3 separate regions of the Mus musculus genome follow, and regions 2 and 3 are each linked to region 1. The links are chromatin loops, found by intact Hi-C in ENCODE. Cell type or tissue: heart. All regions are shown on one strand. Each heading gives the region's core, and the rest is flanking DNA. Links, peaks and the distances in the headings are about the cores only.

Region 1 (10,610 bases), core at 1,103-9,102:
GTCTCAGGCACGACGACTCATACATGAAAAAAAAAAAAAAAAAGAAAACCTCTCAAATATTATTAGTATTCTTTCAATTCCTTTCTCAAACACAAAACTCAGCAATACCTTGATATTCCCTATTCTCTATTCCCTCCTGAATCACCAATTCTCACGGTTGGTGGGGGGGATGGTCTATTAACTAACAAGAGAAAGGAGGAAAAAAGATTTTTTTTTAAATGCTTTTATATGCTGTGACTCCCTTCTCACTCCCATTATCTAAAGGAGGGAGGAAGTGACACAGGCTGCCCAGACAGATGAGAACTTGGGTTGCCTTTCACAACTCAGCCCTGACAACTTGAAAGAGCGGGATTGACAGGTTCCTGTAGGGACAAATGAGACTGAACCTTAAAGGCACTTCTGTTGACTTTGGTGTTAACGGCTTCAGAAGAGATTTAAAAATTAAAAGGACAGAGGCATGTGTCATCACAACTCATTTATCTCTTTTACTTTACATTGTCCCCCAACCCCAGGAAAAGCCTAATGGCACAGAAAGGGAGAATCAAATTTAATGTTGATTTAAAGTACAAGGTTTTTAAATTTTTTCATTCTGTTAATGATACAGAGACCATACATATAAACCCTGCAATAATAATAGTATTTATTATATTTACAAAATAGTCTATGATTTTTTTTCTAACTTTCTCTGGAACATAAATCAAAAGATTTTAAAATTAAGTAGTGTCCTTATCGTAAAGAAAAATATGAAACTTACCTGAAGTTAATTTGGATGTGTGTATAAAAATTAAAGACTAGTTAAATGTACACATAAATTGTAAACTCTAAGCCTCAGAGAATAGAATGAATGAACATAGGCTAGTCTGTAGATCCTCATACATCTACACATAGGAAGGCAAACTTTTTTTTTTTTTTTTTTTTGGTTTTTTTGAGACAGGGTTTCTCTGTGTAGCCCTGGCTGTCCTGGAACTCACTTTGTAGACCAGGCTGGCCTCGAACTCAGAAATTCGCCTGCCTCTGCCTCCCAAGTGCTGGGATTAAAGGCATGCGCCACCATGCGCGGCTCAGGCAAACATTATTTTATTGCTTGTTTTTAACCAGATTAGAGTCATTTGTTTTATAGTCCCTAAACTATAAAATATGCTAAAATTTAAACAGAAACAAACAAAAATCACTTGCAGCAACCATGCATGGAGTTAGCTCTCATGCAGTAGTCCCTTGGACCTGAACTCCATAAGCACATTTACAGAATGCGTTGCCAGTAACGACAGGTAAATGTCTGACCATTTCTGCGTACTCTCAAGTCACTGGGTTGAGTACAAGATCAGTCACCACAGGAAGACTTACAAATATCAAATAGACTCATACCTAACAGTAGGGATGAGAAAGTCAGCAAAGAATACAAGCCATGTAACTGCAGAAACGTAAGAAACCATACAGGCCACTACCTGACTTCATTCAATTGCCCTACCCACCGCCCCGAAGTTGGTTACACTCCTGTATTCCTAAGTTTCATCGGAGATAGACATAACCGTGGGCTAGTTCACACAGCTCTATCCACTGACTGTCCGCCTTCTCATTAAAACAGAAACTCCATGAGGGGGGCAGGTTTCGTTAATCGGAGTCTGGATACACAAGGCAGGCATTCACTGAGCCCTGAACCTGTGCTGAATAAGTAAGGGTTGAAACTGAAGCCCAGAGAGGTCACAGAATCCCCTCAAGGTCACAGAGCCGGACTCAAGCCCAGCCTTTATCAGAGACTTATTTACCATAACCTTGCCTGTTTGCTCCTTCTGTGGCCACATCAATCTCTCAAAGCAGTACGCTTCTACAAGCGAGTCTCTTCAGTGTTTCTTTCTCTTCATATTTTGTGCCAAAAAAAAAAAAAACCACCAAAAACCAAAAAAGAAACACACTTCGAGTGCTTCGCAAACAAACTAAAACTGTACTCAAATTTCATAAGCATACAGATTTAGCCCATAAAACAGAGAGGCACAATTCACAGCTCTTTGAGTTCCTCTGGAAATTAGTGTATGTGTTGGAAGTTTTATAAACAGTCACAGTAAACCTACTTACCAACTCAGAGTGACCAGTGAGTTACCAACCTTTCATGCTTCTCTGGCGCACAAGAGCTCCTCTCAGATAAGCATGCTTTATCTGGCAGGTTATGCAAGGGGGCAACGTAGCCCTGAAGCCCCTTTAGTTCCTTTTAAGCTCTGGACATACAAATCAACTCTTGGGAAGTTTGAGATTCTGTGAAAAGATGTCCCACCTCTGCCCATTTTCTGACTCCCATCAATCAAATCCTTCACTGAAACCTATGAGTCTAACCCAAACGCGAATGCGGGATGGGGTCAAAGGGCAGACAGGGAAACATTTTCAGACATAAAACTGGAGCTGACACTGCTAGTAACATCAGTTTCTCGAGGAAAGCCAAGGCCTCACTGATACAACTTGTGTTGCTTTCTCTGGTCACCTTCCTTGCAGAGTGAGCGATAGACAACTGCCAAACCCTTCTGCGAGGAACGTCTCTAGACCTAGGGTGCGTCAGGTTGAGCCAGGATGATCTGCTCGGAGTCTCTCAAAACTACTGTCAACCCAATCAGTAAACCGAAAGGGACAGACAACCCCAAAATGTGGCATGGCAAACCAGTAGGAATAAGCACCGGAGTTGAGAGTGGGGAAAACAGCCGCCGGGAGGGTAAATGGATCAGAAGGAGTGGGAAAACAGGCTCAAGGAAGTGGGATCAGCAAAAAAAAGTCAAAGGTGACTGGAGGAAGGGGGATGAGATTCTGGAAGTGATGGGCGCAAGGCAAGGGGGAGGGGGCGCGAGCGGGCTGGGGGAGGGGGCGAAGGGTCTGGGGCGGGGCTGAAGAGAGAGAAGAGGCGGGATGAGGACCGCCAGGCCGGGAGGGTCTTTACCTGCAGCTCCGCCCGCTCCACCTCCCACTGGGCTCTCTCCACCTCGAAGCGGGCCCATTCGTGCTGCAGGAAGTGCAAGATCCCCGGGAGGCTGTACTGAGCTCGGGCCGCCCCCGCCGCAGCCGCTCCGTCTCCGGCCGCTGCAGCCTCCGCCAGAGGCCCGAGCCCCTTAGCACCGCCAGCTCCCGGGTGGTTGTTGCTGAAGAAGACGCCGGGCCCCGCCTGCTCGTCCATGGCGGCCGCACGAACCCCGGGGAGCTCTCTGCCTAGGCGCCCAGCAGCGGCGGCAAACTGCGGCGGCCAGCTCTGCCTCCTCCCTCCGCCGCTCCCCGCCCACACCCCAGTCAGCAGGGAGCAGCCGCCCGGGCGCGGGGGCCGGGCGAGCCCGTGACGGGCCGGGAAGTGGGTCAACTGCGGCCCGCGGGGCTTGCCGGGAAATGTAGTCCCGGGGCGTGGCGAACCCCGCTTGCCTGTAGGCCTGCGCCTCTCGGAGGCCGGACCGAAGCCACGCCCTTTCCTCGCCACGCCCTCCCCTGACGGCTCCGCGGGTTTCCTCTTCGGCAGTGCGGCCAGCCGATGCCCCTCGGGTCGCGCCGCCGCAGGCTCCCTTCATGCGGAAGTTCGCGAGCGGCGCTCCCTGTTGCATATTCGCACGCGGAAGTTATCACGCCAAGTACCAGCCCTAGCTCCACTTAGTTTAGGGCTTCCTGGTCGTTTTGTTAAGAAATAGGCGCTGGGCAAGCCATCCGGTCGTCTGCCCCCTCGTCGCCCTTTTCGGGGTTCATCAAAGCCTCGACACCCCTGGACCACGGCTTGCCATCGAGCCTACCATTCATCCCCAGAGGGGCTCAGTGCTTGTTAACAGACCAGTTTTCCCTTAGGAGGAGGAACTCTGGTCTTCTCTCTTTCTGCTAAGGTTCGACATTTGCCATGAGGGCTTTTTCTAATTTCCAGTTTAACACTTGGTCTGAAATATTAGTATTAAAAGTCCCTTTCTCTGTGCTAATCCTGCTTGTAAATTCTGCCAAAGTTTTAGATCTCCAGTAATAAAGAAGTGCTGCCTGTCCAATCTCATTTTTCCCCCCATCTTTGCGGCAGTTTTCACTCAATTCGCTTGAACAAGTATTTTATTGTCAGTAATATTCCGTGCCAGGAATATAAAGATAGATGTCACAGTTCTTGTCATCAAAAGGAGGTTGACATACATATAGAGTCACAGAGCCCTAAGGGCTACAATCAGAAGGAACAAAGTCCCTTTTTGCTCTATTGCACTCCTGAACCCGGGAACCTCCCCTTCCCACTTGTCGCTTTCCTAATTTCTTGGGCAATTGATCTTTACACCAAAGGCACACTAAAATCCTTTCCTTCTAAGTGGTTTGCCAGTGTTTTCCCTCTCTGAGTACCCTGATAACTATTATCATTATAAATTTACACTACACCAACTGGAGAAAGGAATGTGCCTGAAGAACATTTAAGAAATGAAAACGAAATTAAGTAATTATTTATCTGTCACTCCAACAAAAAAAAATTGTAATTTTGTTTTGATCTGGTGGACATGAAAAAAGAAAAAAAGAGAGTCAAGATACAAGCTGATGAGTGACTTGCAAGGGAAGGGCATCCTGTCCCTGTCCTCTCTGTTCCCTGGTCTTCCCATGGCAACTTGTGAAAAGGACAGGAAACACATTGTCTCTGCTCGGGTTGCAAAGAGCGATGGCAAAGCCCTCTGCTCAGTTACTGAATGTTTCTGCTTTGTGAATTCATTCTTTATTATCATAAAAAGTTGATCCAGGCCTGGCCAAATTCCTTGTGTCATAAATTAGTTTGGCTCTAAATGTTCTTTGAGATCCAGCCTGATTCATTCACAGCTCAAGAAATTGAGACTGTCCTCAATGAGACCTTGAATGACAGATGACTACCAAAACTAGCACCCAGATTACCTGCCTGTTAGCCCAGTAACCTTAAAAAAATTAAGCTGGACATGGTGGCACAGCCCAGAGACAAGAGACAAGCAGAGGGAAACAGATTTCTGAGTTTGAGACCAGCCTGGTCTACAGCATGAGTTCTAGGACAGCCAGGGCTAGTTATATATTTCTCTATCTATCTGATTTAATTTTAATTAATTAAAAACATGCTGACTACTCTTATATCTATCAGAACCAAGAAAACATAAATAGAATTTTTTTCCTTTCTTTTTTTTTTCCCTATCCTTTTCTTTCTGTTTTTTGTTTCTTGGATTTTTGAGACAGGGTTTCTCTGTGTAGCCCTGGCTGTCCTGGGACTTGCTCTGTAAGACCAGGCTGGCCTCCAACTCAGAGATCTACCTGCCTCTATCTCCCAAGTGCTAGGATTAAAGAAGTGTGTGCCACCACCTGGCTAAGATTGGAACTTTTTCATCTGAGCGATTTAAGTAATTTTTATAAGCTTGGGTGTTAAACAATCTGTTTTTTTCCTCTAACAGAAGACATGTCAGACAAGACAATGGCTTTAAACTGATTCACAAAAGACTATAAAACATAATTAAATGCATAGATAATAAGGCAGGGTAGATGATTCAGTCAATAAGGTACTTGCCATCTAAGCATGGGAAACTGGGTTTGAATCCACAGCACACACATAAAAGCGAGGTGCAGGCAATGACCTGTAATTCAGTAATGGGAGATGGCAGGATATAAAGTAGAGACAGGTAAATTTATGGATATAAGTGACTAGCCAGTCTGGCCAAACAGATGAACTCTAGGTTCAGTGAGAGATTCCTGACTCTATTTAAAAACAAACAAACAAAAATAAAATAGAGCTGGGGATTAATCAAGGAATACTCATGGATTTCAGACAGACACACACACACACACATATACATGCTACACTAATGGATTTCAGACATGCACACACACATACACATGCTACACTCATGGATTTCAGACATGCACACACACATACACATGCTACACTCATGGATTTCAGACATGCACACACACATACACATGCTACACTCACATACTTCCCAAAAGTATCAACATCCTGGACTACTATGGATACATACTAGAGAATCATTTTCATTCTTATTTAAACTTTATTATCAAATAATTTCTTTGCTTTTGAGTACATCTTTACAATCAAAATAGCATTGATGGTTCATATCATGGACATAACATTCAATAAGTCAAAATATTAAGAGTTATAGTAAAATAGGATATTAAACTTACTTTAAAAGATCTGCATGTGGTAATATTTTGTTGGTAGTTTAACAAAACTCAGTACATTTTTTAAAGTTTTAAGGTTCTTTGTTTTAATAAGGACCCTGAATCCTGTATTACTATATGAGCTAGATTCTAAAACATGTGTGTGTGTGTGTGTGTGTGTGTGTGTGTGTGTGTGTGTGTTTGCTGCTCATGAGTGGAGGTCAGAGAATAACTTATGGAGTAAGTTCTCTCCCTTTAGTGTGTGGGTTCCTGGGGATGGAAGGCAGGACTGTCAACTTTATTAAAGCATAACACATGTCTTACAAAATCAGTGTGAGGTCATATAGGAGAATGAATTTAAATGTTTACCATAATACCTACCTATGGTATATACTAAATAATCATAACTTTTTATAATATAGTTCACAAGACTAAATGAAATTTGTACACACACACACACACACACACACACACACACACACACACACACACACTTAAGGCCCTGGTCAATGCCATAATTAATTTCCCTTTTGCCTTCTTCACTCCCACTCCAGGACTTCAGTAAGAGTTAAATCCTAAAACCAACAAGACTGATGCTTAAGCTAACCTCTAAGCCTCAAACAAAACTCATGGTGTTGTTGATGTTCCAATATCTTCATTATCCAATAAAGCCCAAGTGGCAGGGCCAATAGCTTCTTTTCTGAGCACACAGAGCAACCGTTGAGGTGGTGACTTCTAAGTCAGCGTAAGGTGAAAGGGGGACCTGCTAGCAGGGTTCTCAGATAACAATGTGTGTGTGCTACGTTCCACTTCTCCATGTATGCTTTGTAGGACTAGCATTACATTCCTATAAAATGACAATTCGTCTGATATTTTTTCCCCCGTTTTTCATTAAAAATGAGTGGCTCTTTTTCCCAAGCTGTGCAAAATAACAGGTTATTTGAGTTTCCGAGAAAGGCTTCAAATTGAACCTGATGGCTCTTTCAGAGTTTTGAAGGAAATGGCTTGGGTGGAAAGAAGCCTCCAAAGGGACTAAAAGCGCTTTGGGGAACAGGAACTTGCCATCGCCCATTGTTTATTCACGTCTGTCCTGTCTCTCATCTCTGCCCCCTTTTCCTTCCTGCCTGTTCTCTATCAGGCAGCTTTTTCCTGCATCCAGCTTCCCTCAGACTCCTCAGATGCTCTGCCGGAGATGTCTGGTCACAGCTGTGTTGTGGAAACATATCGTGCACATTGAGAATGAAGGAATCCTATCATGTGAAAATTCCCTTGGAGTCCAACAATTAAATCCGCATTGCGAATCTGTGATAGGATAGGGACTTGGCCTTATTAGTTATTACTGCAGTTACTATTATTTGGGGAGAAATTTGAAGCTAGGAGGTTGACTTATTTTAGCTTTAAAATGATCATTTGGGGCTGGAGAGATGGCTCAGCAATGAGGAACACTTTTTTTTGAACATTTTTTTTTAGATATTTCCATTTCCATTTCAAATGCTAACCCCAAAGCCCCCTATACCCTCCCCTAGCCCTGCTCCCCAGCCCACCCACTCCTGCTTCCTGGCCCTGGCATTCCCCTGTACTAGAATGAAGAACACTTACTAGTCTTCCAGTGGACCTCAGTTCAAGTCCCAGCAGGCACATCAGGAGTCTCACAACCACCTGTAACTCCAGGTCCATGGAGAATTAACACCTGCACTCACATGCACATTTTATTTAATAAGTTTAACTTTAAATTTTCATGTGTAACTTTTTTAGATAATCTAAAAGGGCGCTACAATAGCGATCATTTTGAATCTTGGAAGACAAAGCAAACACATTATCTATTTTATTTTACTGGTCACTTTTTGATACTTCACGATAAAAGAATTTTCATTATTGTTATTGTTGCTGTTATTTGACACAGGGTTTCTCTGTATAGACCTGACTGTCTTGGATTTGCTCTGTAGACCAGGCTAGCCTCAAACTCACCAAGATCCACCTCTCTCCCTCCCAAGCTCTGGGATTAAAGGCATGTGCCACCACTGTCTGGCCAAAAAAGATCTTTTTTAAGAATACAGTTTCATCTCCATTTTTAAAATGTATCATTAAATTAGAATTAATTTTTATTTTTTGATGGATTATAAGTATATAAGTAAATACTTCAAGGCTATATAAGATTACCTAAATCAAATATCAAACATAGACAGCCTGAAAGGATTACCCAGTTCTGAAGCTGTAGCAAGCCTTCTCTTAGAATATTAGTGGTGACCAACTTCGGAATTTACCTAAGCAAACAGATTAGGTCTTGATCATATTTTTTTAAGTTTATTTTTATCTTTTGTGTGAATGTTTTGCCTGCATGCACCACATGTGTGTCCATAGAGGCCAGAAGAAAGTATTAGATCCCTCAGAACTGGAGTTATAGATGGTTGTGAGCCACCATGTGGGTGCTAGGAACCAAACCAAGGTCTTCTGCAGGAGTGAGAGCTCTTAACCACAGAGCCTACTCTCTAGCCCTGTATTAGTCAGGGTTCTCTAGAGTCACAGAATTTATGGATAGTCTCTATATAGTAAAGGGATTTATTGGTGACTTACAGTCTGCAGTCCAATTCCCAACAATGGTTCAGTAGTAGATGTGAATGGAAGTCCAAGGATCTAGCAGTTACTCAGTTCCACACGGCAAGCAAGTGAAGGAGTGAGAGCTAGACTCCCTTCTTCCAGTGTCCTTAATACAGTCTCCAGCAGAAGGTGTAGCCCAGATTAAAGGTGTGTGCCACCACACCTTTAATCCCAGATGACCTTGAACTCGGAGATCTCCCTGTCTTAATCTTCTGGAATCTATAGCCACTATGCCTCAAGATTTCCATACCAAGATCCAGATCAGAAACTTCTATCTCCCAGCCTCCAGATTAGGGTCACTGGTGAGCCTTCCAATTCTGGATTGGTGTGTGTGTGTGTGTGTGTGTGTGTGTGTGTGTGTGTGTGTGTGTGTGTGTGTGTGTGTGTGTGGCTATTTCTGCCAGCTGTACAACTGGGATGCACTCTTTTCCAGCAGGTACAGCTGCTCTCAGCAGAAAATAGCCAATCTTCCCTCACCTGGTGGTCCTCAGATCTAGTAAGTCAGTCCTCAAAATAATGCAAATATAGCACAGTTGGGGTTTTTTTTTTGTACATTATTTTGTATAAATATACAAGAGAGAAGGGGGGAAAAACAGGGCTTAACAATACCAAAAAAAGAAAAAGAAAATAGAAAAAAAGACAAGGTCAAAGATGGCTGAGGAGGATTGGGGTGGGGAAGGAGGAAAGGGAGGGAGGGGAAGGAGAAGAGGGGAAGGGAGAAGAGGAAAGAAGAGGAGGATTGAAGCTGGAACGTCTAGCTTCACATTCTTGCTTTAGTTCTTAGGTTTTCCGGACATGAGCCTACCCTGCATGTGCTAGCAGCCCTTACCTCTGCAGCTTTCATACAGCACCGCTCACTGTGTGTGAGTTACGGGACTTGCAGACGGTCTCTATAATGGGACATTCTACCATCATCTACCATACCATACCTCCGTCCCCAGGTCTTCCTCTGCAGCCTGACCCGGAGCACCAAGCACGGGAGGGCAGGAGCAGTTTGAACCTGCTCACGGTTTTACATGACCTCATAACAAGAAACGTGACGGATCCACTGAGTGTGTTCAAACTGCATTTGTATTTAGCACATGCAATTCACCCCAGGCAATTTAAATACAGTTCTTAGTAGAAGACAATGACCAAATTAATGCTGCAATGTTTGTATAAGAATGTAACCAGATTGAAAACATGAAAGAAGTCCCAGCACCACAGGTGGGAGACAGGAGACTGGCTGCCATGGCTAATCTCTGTGCTGGTTTAAAGCATGACTTTTCCTTCTTTTTAATTTTTTTGTTTGTTTCTTTTTCTCTCATCCATTCACAGTTTGTATGCCCAAGAGAGTGTTCATTTTAACTTTTTGTTTGTTTTTCAAGACAGTTTTTCTATGTAGTGCTGGCTGCAGCTGTCCTTGAAAGTCAAAGATCCTCTAGTCTCTCTATCTCCTTAGTGTTAGGATTAAAAATGAGTACCACCGGGGCTGGAGAGATGGCTCAGAGGTTAAGAGCACCAACTGCTCTTCTAGAGGTCCTGAGTTCAATTTCCAGCAACCACATGGTGGCTCCCAACCATCTGTAATGAGATCTGACGCCCTCTTCTGGAGTGAAGTCTTTAAAAAATAATAAATAAATAAAGATAAATCTTTAAAAAAAAAAAGAGGACTACCACCTGGCTTCTTTTTAACTTTAATAAAGTTATCCTCAAGCTTAAAAACAAGCGTCTTTAAATCCCAGCACTAAGGAGGCAGAGGCAGGCAGATTTCTGAGTTCAAGGCCAGCCTGGTCTACAAGGTGAGTTCCAGGACAGCTAGGGCTACACAGAGAAACCCTGCCTCGAAAAACCAAACCAAACCCCCCCCCCCAAAAAAAAACACAGAAAAAGCAACCAAACAAAACTCTCTGCTTACTCTAAAATTCACCAAT
Region 2 (10,610 bases), core at 1,363-9,362, 200 kb after region 1:
AATGACTCTGTTAATTAATGGGAATTGTAATGAAGTCTGTTAATCAATGGGAATTGTAATGAAGTCTGTATTCATTTATGTGGTGCAGAGTTTCAGAGACTCACTGCAATTCTGGTAAAGGGTGAAGAAACAGCAATCAAGTGAAACTCCAGGCCTGACGGCCACCCAGGTGAGACAGAAGACAGACTCTCTTCCTAAACACGAGAGCCAAGTTCTCAGCCAAGAGATTTTACAACTGAATCCTCAAACATCTGTCATGTTATAAACCACGACAACCGGTGCTATTACTATTTATTTCTATTTCATAACCGAGGAAATGGACGGAAAGGGTCTACTCATTCTATAATCACCTATAACTCCCTTATATGACTGCAATTTCTAATGTAATGCAGTTTCTTATGTAATAGATGGAAAAGTTGAGCAAGCTGCCCATCTATTTAGCTGTACACCCGGCAGTGAAGTCTGGCTCCTTCCAACTCTAGAGTCACATTCCAGAGAAACTAACTTACCACCGGTAAAGCAAAGAAAAACATACACACAAAAGCCCCCACCCAGCACACCAGCACCCACTAAGGTCAAGAAGCAGTAGAGAACACACCGGATGATCATCTAGTTGGCTTCTTAAATCTGGTTTTGCTTTAAGGATCTCAGACACAAGATACAACGCTCCACAAATGAATGGCGGCATCTGTGTGCAGGTGACCTGAAGCAACCTCTTCACAAACGCCTTCACCCGGCGCAGCATGATGTCAGCTTTCAAAGATTTGTAGATCAGGTTGAGAAACATCGCTTGCTTGGAACATGTCGTCAGGCCTGGATCCAACATCTTTCTGTCAAATGAAATCAAGGTCAAGTGTTCATTCCTAAAGTCATCCTCACATCCAGGAGTCACAGTTTACAGACTCCACAACCAATTACAACAACCTCATCTTAGGGACACCTTTCCTGCATATGTTACAATAAGCAACTACTTCTGTCTTATCAGATATTGTGAGAATCAATGACCCCCGAGAGAAAGAACACACTGGTACAAAGGAAAGACATCATCAGTTAAGAGCCACTTTTTTGTGACTTTTTTCTCATTTTTTTTTTAAATAGTGATACAGACCCCTCGTGAAAGGTTACACACACGCCAATTAACAAAAGCTGACACCTACTCAATCTGCTTTTAACCAGTTCTTGGAAGGCAGAGGCAGCAGCTCTCAAGTTCAGTCAGCCTGATTTCCATAGCAAATTCAAGGCTAGCCAGGGCTACACAGTGAGCTGTTAACAAAATAAAGACCGAGCCCTAGGAAGCAAGATGAAATAACCTCTGTCCTATGCAGCACAGATGAAATGACCCAAGTGTCTGCCTTTCTTTACTCTTGAGGTGAGCGGGGCAGCCTCCCCACCCCCAACACGGCTCTAGTGTAGACCACCTATGAGTAGTTAAAACGGAAATTCTGAGTCCTTCAGATGTGACCCAATGGACTAAGCATGCACTCCCTCATACCCACCGTCCCAGTCCAGAATGTTCTCTGCATGTCCACAGCTCCTAAAATAGGTTCAGTTCTTCTGATGTTCTCTCTGTTTATGCTCTGCAGTTCCCTAAACTCAGAGTCCTCAGTTTCCCTGCCTTTTCTCCCAAGGGTCAAAGGAATCAGACTGTTCTATTATAAGCTTCCTCCATGTGCTGTTTTCCTAAATGAGGGGTCCAATCAGGCACTGACGAAAGCCTTCAGTAATTATCCCAAATAAAGCTTTTCCCTTATACAGTTTTCTTGGAAAATGTGTGTGTATGTGTGTGGTGTGTGTATGTGTGTGTGTGGTGTATGCCTATGGAAGGAGATAAGCAAGTTGGAGAGGACAACTCAGAGTTTGTTCTTTCTCTCCACTATGTAGGTCTTGGGGACTAAACACAAGTTGGCAATCTTGTCAGTAAACCCCTTTATGCCCTGGGCCGTCTCACTGGCCCTAAGCACTGCTCTGTAAGGTTCCAGTTGTCTGTCTGTCATTCACTGCTGGAGCGCAGCAGGTGCTTCCTAATGTGGACTAAAGGTGGATGCACGGGCCTGCATTTTACTAATAAAATACAGTAAGAAAAATGAGCTTCGTCAAGTTTCCAGTAGGGTTTTACTGATAGTTAAATAATTTATCCAATTTGCACATGGCAAACTACTGCCTGGGATTCAGATCATGGTAAGTGTGGCTTAAGTCTAAACTACTTTACATTTTCCTTCATAAGTTAGATACAGATGTGCAACTGTAAAAAAAATAAATAAAAAATAAAAACAAATTAGTGATAGAACAGGCCTTTAATTCTAGCGCTCAGACGTCAGAGACGGGCGGGTCTCTATGGGTTTCAGAGCTAGAGCAGTCGAGGCTAAACGGTGCGAACCTGTCTCAAAAATAAAAAAGCAAAATAGAAAATAGAAAAGTTCCTCAACACAGCATATGTAAGGCAGACCCAACGTGCTTCCACTGCAGCACTATCTGCCTCGGCGAGATACAGGACAGCTGTGTGATTCAACAAACAAAGCTTAAAGGCAGAAAAAGCATAATACAACCAAACCAAAGCCTGAAATCTGGAACTCCTAACACGCACTCTTTAGCATACTTCCAGTAAGGATCTGCAGGGCTGGGATGTCTGTTGGTGGTGCCATATCTTACACGCCCAGTACATGGGCAGCAGATACAAGCACTAAAAAAAAAAAAAAAAAAAAAAAAAAATCACTTGTTGAAAGAATTACTCAGCAGCTGTGTGAAGAACTGGAGGGAGATTTAGACTGAGTGTATTGGGGAAACGGAATTTCAATTCCACCTCTGGTTCTAGTTCCTGACTCTCTAGTAAGACTTAAAACAAATGTAGCAAAGTGTCAAAGTGTTACGTGCTCAAAGTTGGTGAATACTCAGTTACTGAGGGTGCCTATGTGAAATATGAGTATGTATGTATACATATAGGTACATATATATGCATACCTATATGTATGTATGTGTATACACACACACACACACACACAACCTTTTACCCTATGCTATATATGCTATACCACAGCAAAGTTTCCACCACATTCATGCACTTACCTGTATAAAGCTGTGTAATATCGGTCAGATATTGTCTGTTGAGAATTCATTACTTGGAAAAGTAGCATTAAAGCCTGCACACTCGTATTAAAATTTACAACATGCAACACTTTGAATAAAGTGTCCACCTGCTCCCTCACTTTGTCGTCACCTATCTGGGAGTAAGGGTATGCTCTGTTCACCCCTGTTAAAATCGCACTGAGCATTTTTGATTCAATGTCTTTTTTCTTGATACAAGTCCGAAAGAAACAAAAATAAAGAGTAATTAATTTGTTAGCCAACTCACTTTCTTCATGGGAGAGGACCATTTGGTTTAGAAAGCAAATTGCATAATACTGAGCTTTGGGGCTGATATTTGAGCGGAAGAGTAGCCTTTCTATTTCTGCACACACAACTCCTTTCATATTGGGATGCTTCCGAAGTAACACTTCTAACAGATGGGAGGCTTTCGTAGCAATTCTGTTCTGAGGATCTCCCAGCTTATTTATCACCTGCACAAGAAGAGCCTTTTCCTCCTCGGGTTTATCACAGAGCAGCTCATGGGCAGCTACCAGGGCCCGCGTTTTAGTGGTTACCAAGGAATCATGACTTAAAGTCTCGAGGACCTGGACGAATTCTGCTACCAAGTGTTTCAATTGGTGTTCATAATACCACAGTATCAGTCTTCTATCTCTCGAGTCCTTGTTGCCACTGGACAACTCTTCCAGTTTGTGGAAAGGATGCTGGCTGAAAACCCGGAGCTTCCGACTGTCTGGCAGAAGGTCTGTGATGAGCAACTCCTTGAACGTGTCCAACGCCATGAGGCACTGCTGCTTGCTGCCCTTCTTTTTCACAAGGCTCATCAGGGTTTCTACAAACTGCAGAGTGTGGACAGCATCATCCTGGATTAGAAGGATCATGGCCGCCATCCTGTCAGCTAGTGTCCCTGATGACACGATGGCCTTCATCCAGGTGGAAGAGCCTCCCTTTTGATTGTTTGTCTTACTCTTGAATAAGCTGACTTCGTGCTCATACAGCTTCTGGGCCAGGGCTTTGTACTTGGACACGACATCTGGAGGCTGCAGCTCCAAGGAATACTCACCGCTGTACTCCATGTCGTACCACTTGCCTCCAGGCCTGAGTAACATTGTTTGTCTCTCTAGAAATTCAAACACATCGGGTTGTTTATCTTTCTTTGCTTTGGAGACGGGACAGCTCTCAGGACGCTGTTCTGGTACAGTCTTATTTTTCACCTTCTTTTCCGATGTCTTTTTTCCTTCTGTTGCTTTTTGTTTTTTATTCTCCACCTTCAGTAGTTTTGCTTCTTTTTTGCTGGTGTTTTCCTTTTTCTCTGGTTCATCTTCTTCAATCAAAGACTTTGAGTATTTGGCCAAATTCAGATTCTGAATAAATGACTCCAGTTCACCTTGTTGAAGGTCGTCAATGGTTCCCTTTTTGCCCCCATCCACCACTTCCTCATTTTCATCCAAAGTAGCCAGCATAAGGTAATCTTGCTGTAGAAACACATTAAAAAAAAAAAAAAAAGGCCGTATTACAAACCCAGAAATTCAGTAAGAACTTCATTTTTAAAAACCATCACATATGAATTATTACACTATTATCTGGCAAACTCACAGATATCCAACAGGAAAATGTGCCAAAGATAGGTACACAATAGGGAAAAGGCTTTTGAAGAACCTTCTTCAAGATATGAAAAGATTCTCAAGCTGACAGTCACAAAATCCAGTGAAAATCGCAATGATCTAGGCACTCGTAATGCATCAGGTGAGCAAGGTTAAAGGTTTATCTGAGTGGGCAGGGGATGGCTCAGTGGGTCAAGTCTATGCCAAGGAGCCTGGTGATTTAGGTCCGATCCTCGGAAGTCACATAAAAGAGAGAATCGATTCCAAAGTTGTCCTCTGACTTCCACACGAGTGTACCAACAAACATACAACACTCCTTCCAATAATAGAAAGTACTTTATGAGGTAGTGTAGGGAGGAAGAGGCACTTTCATAAAAGGCTAATGTAAACTGGCAGGTTCTTTTAGCGACTTCAATCCAACCTTTTAACCTAGCAGATGTAGATTACACATACGGTCGTGTTCAAAACATTTGCCCACGTGGTTAGAATCCGATCGCCTACATTTTAACGAGGCATAAACCCAGGAGAAAACATGCAAGCCGAACTGTTTTTTTTCCCACTGAAGCGCGGTAACAGTAAATGCGTGGGAAGCTCTCAGAGCAGGTCGGAGGCTGGGCTGCGGGTCCCACCTTCCCGGCAGCCGTGAGCATCCCCTTCCCCAGAGCCTGCGGCCCTTACCTTTGTGCCTCCGAGGCGTAACACCTCCTCCAGGGAGAAGCCATTCTTGCCCTCATCGCCATCCTCCTCGTCTTCCTCATCCGGATCTTCTGTCACCTGTTTGGGACGCCAGGGCTGCTTGGCAAGGAACGCCACAGGTTCCTGGTCGGCCGACATGGCGGGCTGGACACGCGAGTGCAGCCCGGAGCTTACTTCCGCTTTACGGTGACGCACTTCCTATTGCGAGGGCGATTCAGGAAATACCGTTTAAACCCCGCCTCCGGGGCGGAGCCTGGCCTCGGGGTGTAGGAATGAATGCTTTGGTGAGACGCTGCGTGGCCCGCGCGGGTGAGAGTCCCCTTGCAGGATCCTGTTTCCATGGAAACCGTATGGCGCGGCTCCTTGGTCCCTCCGTTGCTCACCTGGGGCTGGAGCAGGAAGCTGGTCCACAGAGAGGCTTAGCTGTGTGGAGGGGCTTGTAGTCATGGGTTCGGTGCATGCCTTGCCTCCATCGGGTCCTGACGTTGGGGCGAAGTTAGTGATGAACGAGGCATCCTTACAAGCTTTAGGCTGCTTGCTGCGCGTGTAAATGAAATGGAGATATCTAATGCGGGCGGTGCTTAATCGTGCTTTTCAGGCCTTCCCTGTATTTGGAGAGGGAAATGCTACAGCTCCGGGAATGAGCCGGCAGAAAGCAACCAGGTGACACCGATGCTGCGGCATCTTATGTACAAAATAAAGTCTACAGGTCCCATCACTGTGGCCGAGTACATGAAGGAGGTTTTGACTAACCCAGCCAAGGTAAACGTAGGGGGAGCGTGAACCACCCAGTGTGTGTACACAGAGGAGCCCGAAGGCCTCTAGAGCCATCAGGTGTTGAGCCACCGCCGAAGTCCTTGGAATATAGTCTTATCTGTCATTTGCGTTAAAGGGCAGTGCCAAAAAAGAGGTCATGACAAATTCCTGCGGAGTTTAGGTGACAGAATGTAATTTAATTTTCCTGAGTTAAAGGAATGCTGATTTTCTAACCGGGGTTGTGGATTTCTGCTGTTTGTATAAGGGAAACGCTGTATGTATGAGGTTGACCTTGAACTTGCAGCATCTTCTTATTTACCCTCCTGAGTGCTGGGATTCTAGGTGGTCTTCACCTGCCTGGCTAAAAGAAAGCTTTGAGTCTTTCTTGAAGGTTAAGCATTATGGTAAAACTTGGGATATGAAGTTAAGACAAAGTCTTCTCCCCAGATAATTAAGCCTTGTAAGAAACGTAATTGTTGTCTTATTTAAAAAAAAAAAAAAGCACTGGATTTAGTTTTGGGTTGGGAGTCTTTGGAGAGAGAAGTCAGTGAAGACACTGTTTGAATAGACTGAATGGATGCCAGGGAGAACTAAAATGAGAAGAAAGTGAGACTTTGCATTGGTATGGAAGAGTGGGAGAGGGCAAGGAGTAGAGAGATGATCTTGTCTGCAGCCCTTCTACTTGAGTAATTGCTGTTTGGTGAGTTTTGCAAAATGACTACTACTATGTAAAATTTAGGTAAAGACTCTGTCCTTATCTTGGTTACTTCAGAAGAGAGAACTTTCTTGGTAAATACTTACTTCACTGTAAGCATTCCATAAAATTTTGGTGGAGCACTTTTGAAAGCTTTATTTGAAAATTAATCTTTTCCATTTCTCCTCTTTTACTCAGGGATATTATGTGCATCAGGATATGCTAGGAGAAAAAGGAGACTTTATTACTTCACCTGAAATAAGCCAAATCTTCGGGGAGGTAATAACCAACATGTAGACCTTAAAAGAAATGTTATAGATACTGAGGGCAGAGCAAGCGATGCTCATGTGTAATAGTGTTTTATGGTGTGTGTGTGTGTGAGTCATCAAATATTTAAAACTTAGAACACTTGAAAAACTCAGATTTCACTATAGAAAAAGAAGAGGAATCCGGGCAGTGGTAGCACATGCCTTTAATCCCAGCACTTGGGAGGCAGAGGCAGGCAGATTTCTGAGTTCAAGGCCAGCCTGGTCTACAAAGTGAGTTCCAGGACAGCCAGGGCTACACAGAAAAACCCTGTCTCGAAAAACCAAAAAAAGAAAAAAAAAAAAAAGAAAGAAAAGAAAAAGGTGGAAACATGTGAAGGACAACGGAAGATAGAAAAGGTTTGAGAAGAGGAAAACCATGAACAATGTGATTGAATGGGGAGAGAGAGAGAAGCAAGTGAGCTAACTGCCAGCTCTGACTTAATCAGATCACGGTGGCGGTCTCCCTGGAAGAAACAGGGTTGTGGCTCATTTACTTCCCTAAAAGTGCCTTTGATGACTTAAAAATAGGAAATAGTACATAAACAAGTGAAATCTAGGCTTGAGAAAGTAAATTATATTTAAGGGTTGTGTAACACTGGAAATCATGAGTAAGAAGAAGTGGCATAATTGTTCTGCGTCCTTTTGTTCCCAAAGTCTGGTACCTTTGTATAAGTGATTGCTTATTTGTGCCATGGGGCTTAGCACCCTTCACCCTGAGAGTGAGCTTCCTATGCAGTCTATGTCCTGACAATCCCAGTGAAGTTCCAGTGCATTCAGATCTCTGTGTGTGTGTGTGTGTGTGTGTGTGTGTGCATCTGTATAGATCTATGTATGTCCAATGACCTATATTGGATTATTTGTAAATGTTTTGCTTTTTGGTATAAAGTATGTATTTACATTGAGTTTTATGGTATAACACTTTAATGTTTTTTTTCTTGTCATAGCTACTAGGGGTGTGGTTTGTTAGTGAATGGATAGCCTCTGGAAAAAGCCCAGCATTCCAGCTGGTGGAACTTGGCCCTGGTCGGGGCACCCTCACAGCAGATATTTTGAGGGTAAGTATTAAAAGAACCTCTCTTACATCCCTCTTTCTGTTTTTGAACTAGTTTTCAAATTTTATTAATCTGGGTTTTCAGTCCTACTTTCTAATTCTTATATATCTGTCAACTAAAATCCAATGTCAGAGTAATGTGGAGGCCAGAGGCTGACACTGGTGACTTCTGCTATTGGTTTTTACCTTACTCTTTGAGACAGGATCTCTCATTGAGTTGGAAATGTGCTGACTCGCTAGAAAGCTCCATCCTTCTCCTGCCTCTGCTTTCCCAGGGTGGGGATGAAAGGTGTGTGCCAGCAGGACAAGGTGCCAGGGACAAGCTCAGGTCTCAGGCTTGCACAGCAGGCTCTTTACCAACCAAGCATCTCTGAGTCCTAGTGGGGGGTATTCTTTTATTGCTCTTTCCTGTCATTTTGCCTAGAACTCTGTAAAAATATTTTAAAGGGATATGTAGTAATATTTATTAAACTTTAAGCTTTTGCTGTTTTGAAACTCATCAATATTTTTGAAGGCAACTTGTATGTTTTTTGGCAATTTAGTGTAAAAATAGAATCATTATAGATTTATTTTTTTTGATAAATTTTTTTTTTAAATTAGGAATTGAAGAGGGTTTTTGTTTGTTTGTTTGTTTTGTTTTGTTTTGTTTTTTTGAGACAGGGTTTCTTTGTATAGCCCTGGCTGTCCTGGAACTCACTCTGTAGACCAGGCTGGCCTCGAACTCAGAAATCGCCTGCCTCTGCCTCCCAAGTGCTGGGATTAAAGGCGTGCGCCACCACCACCTAGCAAGTCTTTTCTTTTTTTTAATGACAAGTAAGAATCCTGATTATATTTTAAATACAAAAAAAATCCCACTCATGAAGTTTCCAGGGCTCTATTTTATATATTTTTAAAATTGACAGCCATTTGAATATGAAACATTTTAATGAAGTTTTTAAATAGTATTGTCTTAGCTAGGTGTGGCAGTGCATACTTTTAATTCCAGTCCCCTGAAGGGCTTCAAAGCATCCCAAATAGAATAGCTAACTTATTTTACTTTTTAAAAAAAGATTTATTTATTTATTTATTTTATGTATGTGTCTCTGTCCTCAGACACACCAGAAGAGGGCATCAGATTCCATTACAGATGGTTGTGAGCCACCATGTGGTTGCTGGGAACTGAACTCAGAACCTCAGGCAGATCAGTCAGTGCTCTTAACCTCTGAGGCCTCCCTCCAGCCCCCTATAATAGCTATTTTAAACTTGACCTTTTGTTGTTTGAATTTGATCTTTTGTTGTTTAAATTTGACCTGGAGTTGTTGTTTCAAGGTTTTTTTCATATACAGTTTGATTTCAAAACCAAAAGAAAAAAGAAGAAAAAAAATCTAGGTCAGACGATTAGTCTGTATCTGCATACTCCCAAAAGTAGAGGAAGCAACGTGTGGCAAGCGGGCCCTGAGCTGCTATAGGCTGGGAAGAAGTGTATTTCCTTTTCCCCTGTATTTTTCCATACAGTAAAAACTGTTGTACAGTGAAGGAAAAATTGAAAATGTGTTTTACTCCCAGGCTCAGTCAAGCCACCAGTGCCATTTAATTTGGCTCAGAGGATACTGTTTCATCTTGTCCCCAGAGAGTCTTAATAGACACCAGGTTTTATTAGATCAACCCTGTATTTTATTTTCTTGGACTTTTTTTTCCGAGTACTTGATCTGAAACACTGTGTGGATGCTAAATCTTCTTATTTTTAATAGTCAATTGTTACTCGGAAGCCATCTTGTAGTTTATTTCTTACATAGATGGTGCTTATTAACCTCTAATAGACATGGTTCTTACATGTTACTGGAGAATGACCTGGGTCAGGGGTCAATCTTTGTTGTGTTTCAACTCAACAGTTGTGCTGAGCAGTCAGAAACCCCTTTTACTTGACACAGTGTGTTTGCTGGTGTGTGGTGGTTTGGCCCTCGTGGGCTCATACCTTGGTATGCTTGGTCTCTCTTAGGTAGAACTGTTTTGGAAAAGATTAGGAAATGACCTTGTTAGAGGAGATATATCACTGGGGATGGGCTTAACGGTTTCCAAAGCCTACACCAGGCCCATTCCCACTCTCTGCCTCCAACTTATGGATGAGATGTAAGGTCTCAGCCACAGGGACAGCCTCATGTCTGCCTGCCTGCTGCCATTCTCCACTGTACCAGCTTCATGTCTGCCTGCCTGCTGCCATTCTCCCCACTGTAATGGCCAAGGACACACCTTCTGAAACTAATGAAGCGCTGGTTATTGCTTTCTTTCTAAGTTGTCTTGGCCACTGCGTCTCCACAGCAACAGAACAGTAACTGAGACAGAGGCTTCTTTCCTTTTTTATTTTTTTATTTATTTTTTTTATTTTAGGTGTTCAGTCAGCTTGGGTCTGTGCTAAAGACCTGTGCCATCTCAATACACCT
Region 3 (10,610 bases), core at 1,154-9,153, 96 kb after region 1:
ATTCTCCAACCTAACTAGCTTATCTCCAAACAGAGAGACTACGGAGAAGCCCTGAATCAAGAATTCTACGAAGGCTCTGAAATGTAAGGATAAATATTAATATCATCTGAGAAGTCAGTTCTTCTGAACAGAAAACTGAGGTTGCACGCTGGGGGCATGGCTCAGTGAATGAATGTGTGCTACACCCTAAATTTAGTTCCAAGTGCCCCCCAAGAATTATATCTGAGTCTTGAGCTTACTCTACATACCATTCATCTGAAGTTGACATAGAAACTATAGTGAAACTGACAGGACAAAAGAATTCACTTGATACCATTGTGAGTTTTGAATTCTGTCGTCTTCAGAAATAAATGTTGAGTCTTAAAACCTGTTACTTGTGAATCTGACTATAAACAAGGTAGTTACAGATGAAAACAAATAAAGATGATGCCACACTGGAGTGGCTAGTCCACCCCGGGGAAAAGCCAGCATTGTGACAATCACCAAATGCAGGAAAGAAGAGCCTGTGAGAGAAGCATGGCCCTGTGACACTTAACCTGTAGGTGTGCCAGCTATGAGCTAGCAACATCTGCACAGTGTACAGCAATGGATTGAGGCAAACATGTGAAAGTGATATATTAGCTACGACACAAGCAGTGTCGACAGAAAAACAGAATTCTGCAAAAACTAACAAGTAAACCTACTTGTTTAAAAAACAATGGTACCCCCTCCCAAAATTAAGGAGATGTGATCATCTGAAATTACTTTCATAGCAACAGAGCAAGGATCATAGCAACAGGACAAAACACCTTCAACGTGCAATGGGCAAGGCACTAAACTCTTGCTGTAAAACTCACCTCTGCACTTTTCAGAGATTTCAACAGATTGTTCACTGTTTCTGGAAATGCACTGCCCAACATCCTTCCCATCTTCTCATAGAAGGCTCCAACACAAGCCACTGCTGCCCTGGAAAAACAGTCTTGCTGCTCACTTACACAAATGGCTCAGTGGGTAGAGCTCTATTTCCAGGACCCACACGGTAGAGAGAACCACCTCCCACCAAGTGTCCTCTGACCTCCATATGCACAACATAGAACACACGCACACATAAAGGTACAACCATTTTAAATACAATTCATTATACCTTTCTGATTTTAAAAAAATAATTTGTATTTCTCTTTAGCATTTTAGGATCAACGTAACCTAGCTGCTAGTAAACTTGTAAGCAAAGCGGTCTCTGCCTCAGCTACTTAAGTTTGTCCATCTAGTGTGAAAGCAGCTCAACGCGCAGGCAGGTCTGGACTCCGCAATCACCTCACCTCTTTAGCTGGCTGAATAGTTAAAGTGGACTGGACTTTGCGCATTCCTGCCCCCTTCCCTCAATAACTCTTCTCTTTCCCTCTGAGGCAAGGACAAGATTTCCATCCGAATTGATTGAAATGCTCCTTACACCACAGCTCACACCATACCAGTCTCCCAGCTGTGTCCTTAGACTAGTGGTGAAAGGCATGAGGAAGTTCAACCCCCTCCTGAGACTGAGTTAGAACTTCCTGTCAGTACTATAGTTCAGGTTCCACCACATGGGTGGGGTCTTTATGATATGGAGTCCCTAAACTACTGGAAAAAAAAAAAACTAAAGAGAATGCCAGGGTTCCTGTAAAAGTGTACTTACAATTTTGTTGGTAAGTAGGCTGCAGTGTCGTCCTTACTTCTGATAATGTCATTACATTTATCTAGTGTTTGAAAAACTGTGTAAGTATCCCCAATGCTATAAAGGGCTGCAAGGTTTTTAGCTAACAATTTTCGAGTAGGTGGTCCAGGTGAGCTGCTTATTAATCCAGTTAATTGTTCAACAAGTTTTTTCTGTTTTTCTTTTACATCTGTCTGTTATTAGAAAAGAAAAAGACCATAATTTTTCCTTTGTTACCCTTATTGTTTTCTAGTAAAATAATAAATAATACATATAGTGCTCTAACAATTAAAATCTGTATTCATTAAGCGTAACTCACAAAAGAAAACTTTTACAAAAATGAAAACCTCAGTAAGAAATGATCCAGTCTTTCCTATATTCAATCCTCATTCCCTTCCATGTCTAAGTTAGATTATAACTAAAGTGATAAGTGTATGAGCCTAAAGTTTCCAGACCACCCTAGTAAGTTAAATCACATAGTAGACATATAGATGACTGATTTCTAAGATTTCCCCTATCAAAGCAGATGCACTTGTCCATAGAGTTATGGGTTAGCAAAAGAAACCAGAGAAAATTTGAAGAGATATAAGCAACAGAACATAATTCCAAGATTTATGCATAGTCAATATCTAGTCAATATCACCCATTTACTTAAGAAATACCATGCAGTTCCTACATGCCATGTACCTAAGGCTTTGGGATCAACAGTGCACAAAACAGACAAAGTCCTTATCCTCATGACATTTACATTCTGGGTGGGGGGCAGAATATAAGTACGTGAGCGGTATGAGAAAACATCTCTCTCTAAGGTGAAATGGTAGCTAAAAGAACATCCCAGGAGCCGGAACAAGATGTGCAAAGGCTTTGCAGATGAAGTAAGAGTCACACATCTGAGGACAGCGAGGTTAGGTGAGCTGGATGGAGTAAGAGAGAAATAGTCAAAGATGAAGTCATAAGAAAACAGACGATGGTACAGATACACTGAAGAACATGAAATGTATGCCGAGTGACAAGCAGAGAAGGGTTGTATTCTAAATATTCTGCCCAATTCATTTTGACCATTCAAACTATGGATGCTATATATGTACATATATACATACACATACATATATATATATATGTATATATATATATATGCTATGGTGAGCAATTAGAAAACTATTACAATAACCCAGATGAGAGACACTGAAGAGGCAGATGATGGGAAGTAAATGAATTCTAGATATGCTTGTGGGTAACTCTCTTGACAGTTGCTAATCAACATGATATAAGGGAAGGGAATGACTTTAGGGGGTTGGCAAAGGATAGATTTGAAATCAATAAATTGGTTTAAATGCATTAACTCAGAGATGTTTGCATATGTGTGGAAAGGAAAGGAGGGTGGAGGGAGAAAGAGGGAGAAGAGGAAAGGGGGAGAGAGAGAGAGAGAGGGAGAGAGGATATGAATGGATCTCACACTAGCCTTGAATTCATCACATAGCTGGGAATGACTGTGAACTTTCCTTTGGAAGGGAAATAACAAATGCCTAATTACAGAAGATTTAAGAGACAAAAAAAAATCTAGTTAAAGGTTACCAGGGTATCCGTGTCTTTCTATTACTGTCTTTCTAGCAATTAACATGATTTTAACAGGCAGCAGCAACAACAGCACATAGCACGAGTGTACAACGGCCACAACAACAGGAAAAGAACCTGGACGAAACCTGAAAGCCAAGGGGGAAACCTAAAATGGATTCCCAGTCTTTCAGTCAAGAATCAATCTGCACCTAGAAACAGAAGGACTTCCTAGTTGACTGCCCGAGGCTAGACTGGAGTACACCTGTCATGCCCAGCATTTCGGCACTCAGGCAGCTAATGCAGGACGGCTGGATGTTTGAAGCCAGTCTGGGATACACAGTGAGCGGCAGGCCAGCCAGGAATAACTAATAAAACGATCAAAGTAAAATCAAAGCCAAGAAACGAACAAAATCTTCTACCCTCCTTTCCTTCATTCTAGAAGAAAGCTAAAGGCTTGCTTTCTGGGGGGGGGGGGGAGAGACAGGACATCTTTGAACAAGAAGGATCAGGCACAACTGTGGGCTGAGGTCACTGTACTGAAATAGGAATTAAGTGAATGTTTACATAATGAATGTAAAAGTCTTGAGGCTCCCTATCCTGATTCCCACACAATTCCCCACATTCACCTCAGACAACAGAGTAAGAAGACATCTTCTAGGGAACAATTGGCCTAGAGAAGCATACTAGGATGAAGGTCAGGACTAGCTCATTGTGACATTCAGTTTGTAAAATTCACCGTTTCCAGAAAACCTTTTAGGATTCACTCTTACATCTTCTCACTTGAGGAAAGCATCTACTACTAACAAAATAAAGAAAACATGTACAAAACAAGCTTGGATTAAAGAGGCTGTGTAGGAAGTAAAAGGCAAAGAAAAAAAATCTCTTATCACAGAGACCTTTCAGGCACTGATGATTATAAGTGATGTTTTAATCCAGTCACACTGCGCTGCCTAGACAGATATGAAGCATGCAACAAGCAGGACGTAGACAAGGTTTGGGTTTTATTGCTGACTAAGAGAAGGATAAGGTAGAAATTCCCATAGTATAACATCCTCCAATTCCTTAGATGAAAGACTCATAACATTTTCAAAACACAATGCCTTCAATTTTCTTTATATCAACCTATGGTGAGGTGGGCAATGCTTACCTTGTTGGCAGCAACTAGGACTTTATCAAGAAATCTCAACCATTCAAAGATGAACACGGGTCTCTTTGCCTCCGTGATCTGAGCCAAAGCTTCCTCATTTAGCAATAAACTGTGAGCTAGCTCCATTATTGATGTTCTTAATTCACACCTTAAATGAACAGATTCGTTTTTTAAAAAAAGAGTAAAATATATTCTAAGGAATTTTTAATTTATGTGTAGGAGTGTTTTGCCCAAATGTATGTATACACATACATACATACATACATACACACACACACACACACACACACACACACACACACACACACATATATATATATACAGGGTGTTGGCTCCCCCTAGAACTGGAGTTACAGATGGTTGTGAGTCATCTTGTGGGCGCTGGAAATCAAACCCAGGTCCTTGTCAAAAGCAACAAGTATTCTTAATCACGGATTCCTTTCTCCAGCCCTTACATGTAAGGATTTCTTAAATATTAAATGTCAAGTTTCATAAATGCAACCACTAAGCTAGGGAAAGAAAGCGTGGTTTCATTTCTCATTAGAGAACTAACTTTGAAAGGACAATGATTTAAAAGAAAGAAAGAAAGAAAGAAAGAAAGAAAGAAAGAAAGAAAGAAAGAAAGAAAGAAAGAAAGAAAGAAAGAAAGAAAGAAAGAAAGAAAGAAAGAAAGAAAGAAAAAACTGGCGATAAGAATGGAATGAAAGGAAAATGTAAATACTGCAAAAAAGGCACTATTCCGGGGCGGTTGTTTCCCTGTTAGAACACAGGCTATTAACTCATTCTACCCTGAGAACCCCGAAGCACCGAGCTCAGGCGTCTGGGGAGCTTTCTCCGCCACCCGTCCCTCGCCACCGGGACCCAGAAGAGTGACCGTAGGGTTCTGATCGGCGGAGGCGGGCCCCACGGGGACACTGCGGCAGGGGCGCCCGGGACAACCCCTCGCCCCGGGAATGCAGTGCTCCGGGTCTGGATGCACCGGGCCGCTCCGAAGACCCCGACAACTGAGAGTCTGCTGGAAACGCAAACCGGGGTCCCCGGGCCGCCCTGGGATGTCAGCCTCCCGTCGTAGGAGTCCTCGAGCTGTCAACCCCGAGGCTGAGGATCCCCGGCCTCAAAACTCGAATTCCCTCCTCAGCCCTCGGAAAATGTCCTGGGACCCAGGGATGTCACAGCCTGCAGGCTCTGACAGCGCGCGAGACCGCCTCACCTCCTGGTCTAGTCCGAGCCGAGCAGCCAAGCTCCGCTCTGCCGAGGGACCCGGATGCCCCGCCTCCCAAACTCCGGCCCTCAGGAAGCCGGGAGACGACGCATGCGCGAGACACAGGTCCTGCGGACCGGCCCGCCCCCACGTCCTCTTAGCCCCGCCCACCCCAAGTTTCGAAGCGAATCGGCTGTCGGGGACGAGTGGGATGTTTGTGGGTCCTGCGCCAATTGCACGGCGCATGCGCAGCGCGACCTCCGCGGAGCTGGTTCCGGGCAGTAAAGCTCCGGCTTCAGGGTGTGCGGGCGCTCAGGAGAATGACAGAGGTCGGTGCAAGTTGGCTGTGACTGCCTATCACAGCGTCAGCTACGCCCCATCCGTAAGTGGTCGTTTTGGTGGGAGGGTGCAGGAGGGAGGAGAGCGGGAGGGAAGAAAGAGCCTGCGATGCCCGAGGCACCCACAGGAGAGTTAGCCCAGCTCTGTGTGTTCTGTAGCTCTGCTTCAAACTCGGTGCTCAATACTGAAATACGCTAGCAGCACCTATAATCGTCCTGTTGAGAAAGTGGTTGCTCCATTATTTCGGAACAGGCAAAGCGCTTCACCTAAACTTGCTCTGGCTCTTTGACACACACCACCTCCAACCATCAACAGATGCTGCGTGATTTACCCCCTCAGACCCAGAATCCTGACCACTTCGCTGTTGTGACTCTTAAGTGAGGGGTCAGGCCACCAGCATCCCTACCTGGGTTATCTATCGACTTGTGGAGTTTATTCTTATATTTGAAGGAAGTGGATAATGCTAGTGTATGTTGTCCTCATAGGAGGGGAACCTTCACATTTTAAGACCCAATTCCTTATTCTTTTCTCTCTCTCTCTTTTTCTTTCTTTCCTTCTTCCTTCCTTTTTTTTTTTTTTAAGATTTATTTATTATATAGCGTTCTGCCTGCATGTATGCCTACAGGCCCAAAGAGGGCACCAGATTTCATTATAAATAGTTATAAAGCCACCATGTAATTGAACTCAGGACCTCTAGAAGAGCAGACAGTTCTTTTAACCTCTGAGCCATCTCTCCAGCCCCCTTATTCCACTTCCTAACATAATGTCCTCACTATTGGTAATTAACTTCCTCAAACCGTATCATTTAATGAATCTACAGTGCCCCCAGCTGTGAAGTTTCAGTGTGATTTTATGTGAAAATTATATGTAAAAGATGGAATAACTATAAAAGGCAGAGCTTTAAAAGTAACATGTAATCCCTTGTACTTTTGTAAGTGTGTGTGTGTGTATTTTTACACAGGTAGATCATACTGTCCTCGAACTGCTGGGTGCTGAAATCACACCAGAGGGCCACCATGTCTGTGGAGTTAAATGCTTCCCTTAAAAATAATCTAGTTTGAATTAGAGATTTAGCTCAGTTATAAAGCACATTCCTTGCTTGTATGAGGCCCTGGATTCAACACCCATCTCAGCAATTACAACCTCGTTCCGTTTCAGGAACAAGATCACCAAGACTTGTATTCTTTGTGGTTGTGAACCAATTATTTAGCCACATTGAGCCTCAGTTTTCCCTGCTGGAAAGTGGAACTAATACTTCTTATCTACTGGGCTGCTCCTAAGCTAGGTGAGTACTAGGAGACTGCAGGTCAGTCTGATTCATCTCGGGCTTGACTAATCTTCTAAGAGGCGCACTTAGTTGGCTCACTCATTTGTGCCTCGGATCCTCCCACGTGGCCATCTCTACAGAGCTTCTTGAGTGTTCTCATATATGACCACTGACTTCACTCAATTCATTCATACTACCAACTGTAGAGTGCACTGTATAGTGTGACCAAAAAGTCACCCTAAGCCAGGCGCAGGTGGCACTCAAGAGGCAGAGGCAGGTGGATCTCTATGAGTTCAAGGTCAGCCTGATCTACAAAGTGAGCTCCAGGATAGCTGAGACTACATAGAGAAACCCTGCCTCCAGAAAAGCCAAAAACAAAGTCACTCTAATATATCCTATTAAAAACTATTACACAAACTGCTCAACAAAATTGACTAGGAGCAGGTCATCTTGGAGAATACTACACGATTATATGAGGGTTTGTCTCATAACTGGAGAATCACAGGTTCAAGGCTAGCGTGGACTACATGGTGAGTTCCATGCCAGCCTGAGGTGGCGGGTGACCTGATCTCAGGGAGAGAGAAAAAAAAAAAAAAAGGATAAAACAAGAGTATTTGTCTCTGGTGGTCTGGTGACTTTGATTAGAATGGCTTACAGTTGGCTCATAGTACTTTTTGGAAAGCATTGTTGGAGGAGGTGTGTCAGTTTAGAAACCTTTGAGGTTTCTAAAACCCACACCATTCCCAGTTGGCCTTTGTTGGGTTGGCAGCCTCTCTGTTGCTAAGACATAGGGTGCTAAGATTCTCCATCTTTGCATACAAGGGAGCATAGTGAAGCATTGCCACTCTCCATGGTCGATTTCTGTATTGATAAACTAAAATTATGACGAGGATGATCGCTCTCACCCTTGGTCCTACTTGATTTGCAGGTAGTGTTGTCAGATGAAGGAGAGCATGACAGAAGAGGAGGACTATATGTCGGATTCCTTCATTAATGTTCAGTGAGTAAATGGGTATATCTAATTTGATGGTGTCTGGATATCCAAAAGACACAAATAGAATGAAATAAGGACATTGGTTGGGTAGAGGTGGTGGTCATGTCTGTTTGTTTAAAGCTAGGGGTACATGGAGCTTAGGCAGTTCTCCAGCTCACTGGGCAGCTCATCCTCCTGCCTCTACCTCCTAAGGGCTGAGACTACAGCAAAGGCTATGTGCCACAATGTCTGGGTTTTGCAGTTTTGGGGATCACACTCAGGGCTTTATGCATGCTAGACAAGTACCCTGACAACGGGACTACTGCCCTAGCACAGGATATTTTTTAATATATATTTTAATTTTTAAACTTTAGTTCATCATTGTGGGAAGGGCACTGCACCCCTGTGGAGATTGGAAAACAACTTTTGGGAGCCACTTCTTCCCTCCACATGGATTCTGAGAACCAAAGTCAGGTGCTCAGGCTAACCCGGCAAACCTGTTTACCTGGTGAGCCATCTTGCTATTCCAGGACATTGGGGTTTTTTGTTTGTTTGTTTGTTTTTTAAATATGACATTAAAACCAACCTTCCTGCCAGGCATGGCGGCGCACACCTTTGATCCCAGCACTTGGCAGGTAGGAGCTGGTGGGCCATCCCATTGAATTGGAGTCAGCCTGTTTTACAGAAAGGGTTTCAGGACATCCAAGGCTTCATAGAGAAACCCTGACTGCAAACAGATAAACAAAAAGTCAGTCTTCCTGTTTCCTGGAAAATGCCCTGTGTCCATCCACAGATAAGAGGTGTTTTCTCATTTCTCTGAGGGCTAACCATGTTACTTCTGCTCTTGATTCGCCTTGGGTGCCCTCTTCTGTCTCGTATCACTGTTTGGCTCCTCTCTGTGTGGAATCTTATTCTCCTGTCCAGCCTTTATTCAGCTTTACTGTTTATTGTTATTTACCTCTTAGAAAGAATTACTCCAAAGTAATTCTAACATTCTCAACTTTATACTGCCTTCAGTTTCCCACAGCTTGTAACTGCCCTTCATTGCTCTGCTGCAAACGGGGAGCAAATGTCGGGAACTCACCTACAAGAGCATTCCGCTCTTTTTCAGAGAAGATGTCAGACCCGGTGTGCCGATGCTGAGGCAGATCCGAGAAGCCCGTCGGAAAGAAGAAAAGCAACAGCAAGCTAATCTGAGAAACAGGCAGAAGAGCGTAAAAGAAGAAGAGCGGGAAAGACGTGACATCGGGTTGAAGAATGCACTCGGCTGTGAAAACAAAGGGTTCGCTCTGCTCCAAAAGATGGGATACAAGAGTGGGCAGGCTCTAGGCAAGAGCGGTGAGTCGTGTGCAGAGCTGACTTGGTACTGACGGACACCTAAGTTGGCGGTACTTAGGATTTGTGGTGCTAACAGCCCTTTCAGAGATGTCTTCTCATGTCCATTTAGGATGCCTCCCATGCCAACATGCACTGCTTAGCCTCCCACCACAGCCTTGAAGAAACTGGCTGACAGCAGAGGCTGTGAGGAATGGTGGCACGTGGTGGGTAGGGAAGCCAGCCAGCAACACAGCAACTTCGGAGAGCATGGCAGGACTCTGCCCAGCCTGCCCTGTACCTATGGCAGCGAGCTGAGTGGCCTTCCCATTGAAGAAGCCATGCTTCCCTCTAGGAAATGAAACTGCTTTCTCAGATGCAGCAGCTAGAAATGATGGCTTCAGTTTGCTTTTTTCTATTTTAATCGCTTTGATTTCTCACATGGGACGTCTGTTGTCTCTTGAGATTTCTGTCAGCCAAGACTGTTGTGCCTGTGATTGTCACTTTTTAAAATGGCATAAGTCCACAGGGGAGGCAGAGGCAGATGGACGTCTGTGAGTTCAAGGCCATCCTGGGCTACCTAGTGAGTTCCAGGACAGCCAGAACTACACAGTGAGACCCTATCTTGAAGATAGATAGATAGATAGATAGATAGATAGATAGATAGATAGATAGATAATGATCTTACTGAGAAGGAGGTACTTAAACACAGGAGAGGTATTAGTTTATAGTGTGTTAGTTGACAAAGAGTATTAGTTTCCAGAATTCAGTTTACAGTTTCATGAGACTGGCAGGGGGATTCAGAGAGCATTGTAATGTTACACACTCTACTGACTGACCCGAACTTCGTGATAAATAAACTATTTCTAATTTTTCCTCCTTTTTTAGGAGATGGTATTGTTGAACCAATTCCTCTCAATGTCAAAACAGGTATATAATCAAGTCATTTTTTATTATATTATAACCATAACTTAGATTGTTTTGCTTAGTATGTTATATGATAGTTGCCCTTATAATTGATATCACCCGAAGCCCGTGAAATAGTAAAATATTAAACTTTTAAATCTCTTTCAAGTAAATTTTGATGAAATGGAAGTAGTATATAAATCATAAAATATATGGGGGAACTGGGACCAGTCTTTC

Evidence for each region. A loop is a pair of places that touch in the nucleus more often than their neighbours do. Peaks named below come from ENCODE experiments on the same cell type or tissue, not always from the same donor. Only the 100,000 strongest peaks of a DNase experiment are listed, where the experiment ranks them.
Region 2: it touches region 1 in a loop (2.8-fold over the local background); 3 of 42 quality-filtered maps call a loop at or near these places.
Region 3: a loop joins it to region 1, with 2.5 times the contacts of the local background. A loop is called at or near these places in 3 of 42 quality-filtered maps.

What each region holds. Positions count from the first base shown.
Region 1 is chr17:78,733,334-78,743,943 of GRCm38, forward strand. It overlaps Strn (striatin, calmodulin binding protein), which reads right to left and starts at 3,228. Exons shown (of 18, transcript NM_011500.3): 1 at 2,921-3,228. The coding sequence starts at 3,154. In heart, for the core only: a CTCF peak has its summit at 5,296; DNase peaks (open chromatin) are centred at 2,588 and 3,338; H3K4me3 peaks cover 2,979 bases; H3K27ac peaks cover 3,456 bases.
Region 2 is chr17:78,931,512-78,942,121 of GRCm38, forward strand. Cebpz (CCAAT/enhancer binding protein zeta) reads right to left here and starts at 5,559. Exons shown (of 16, transcript NM_001024806.2): 1 at 5,364-5,559; 2 at 3,064-4,556; 3 at 599-830. The coding sequence starts at 5,519. Ndufaf7 (NADH:ubiquinone oxidoreductase complex assembly factor 7) reads left to right here and starts at 5,624. Exons shown (of 10, transcript NM_028611.3): 1 at 5,624-5,690; 2 at 5,980-6,143; 3 at 7,030-7,110; 4 at 8,084-8,194; 5 at 10,558-10,610. The coding sequence starts at 5,654. In heart, for the core only: no CTCF peak of the experiment used is centred there; a DNase peak (open chromatin) is centred at 5,620; H3K4me3 peaks cover 1,986 bases; H3K27ac peaks cover 1,453 bases.
Region 3 is chr17:78,829,723-78,840,332 of GRCm38, forward strand. It overlaps Heatr5b (HEAT repeat containing 5B), which reads right to left and starts at 5,659. Exons shown (of 36, transcript NM_001081179.1): 1 at 5,584-5,659; 2 at 4,374-4,521; 3 at 1,652-1,863; 4 at 837-945. The coding sequence starts at 4,499. Gpatch11 (G patch domain containing 11) reads left to right here and starts at 5,794. Exons shown (of 10, transcript NM_181649.6): 1 at 5,794-5,956; 2 at 7,072-7,198; 3 at 8,109-8,180; 4 at 9,265-9,491; 5 at 10,356-10,397. The coding sequence starts at 8,122. In heart, for the core only: a CTCF peak has its summit at 6,544 (motif pointing right); a DNase peak (open chromatin) is centred at 5,719; H3K4me3 peaks cover 2,192 bases; H3K27ac peaks cover 1,399 bases.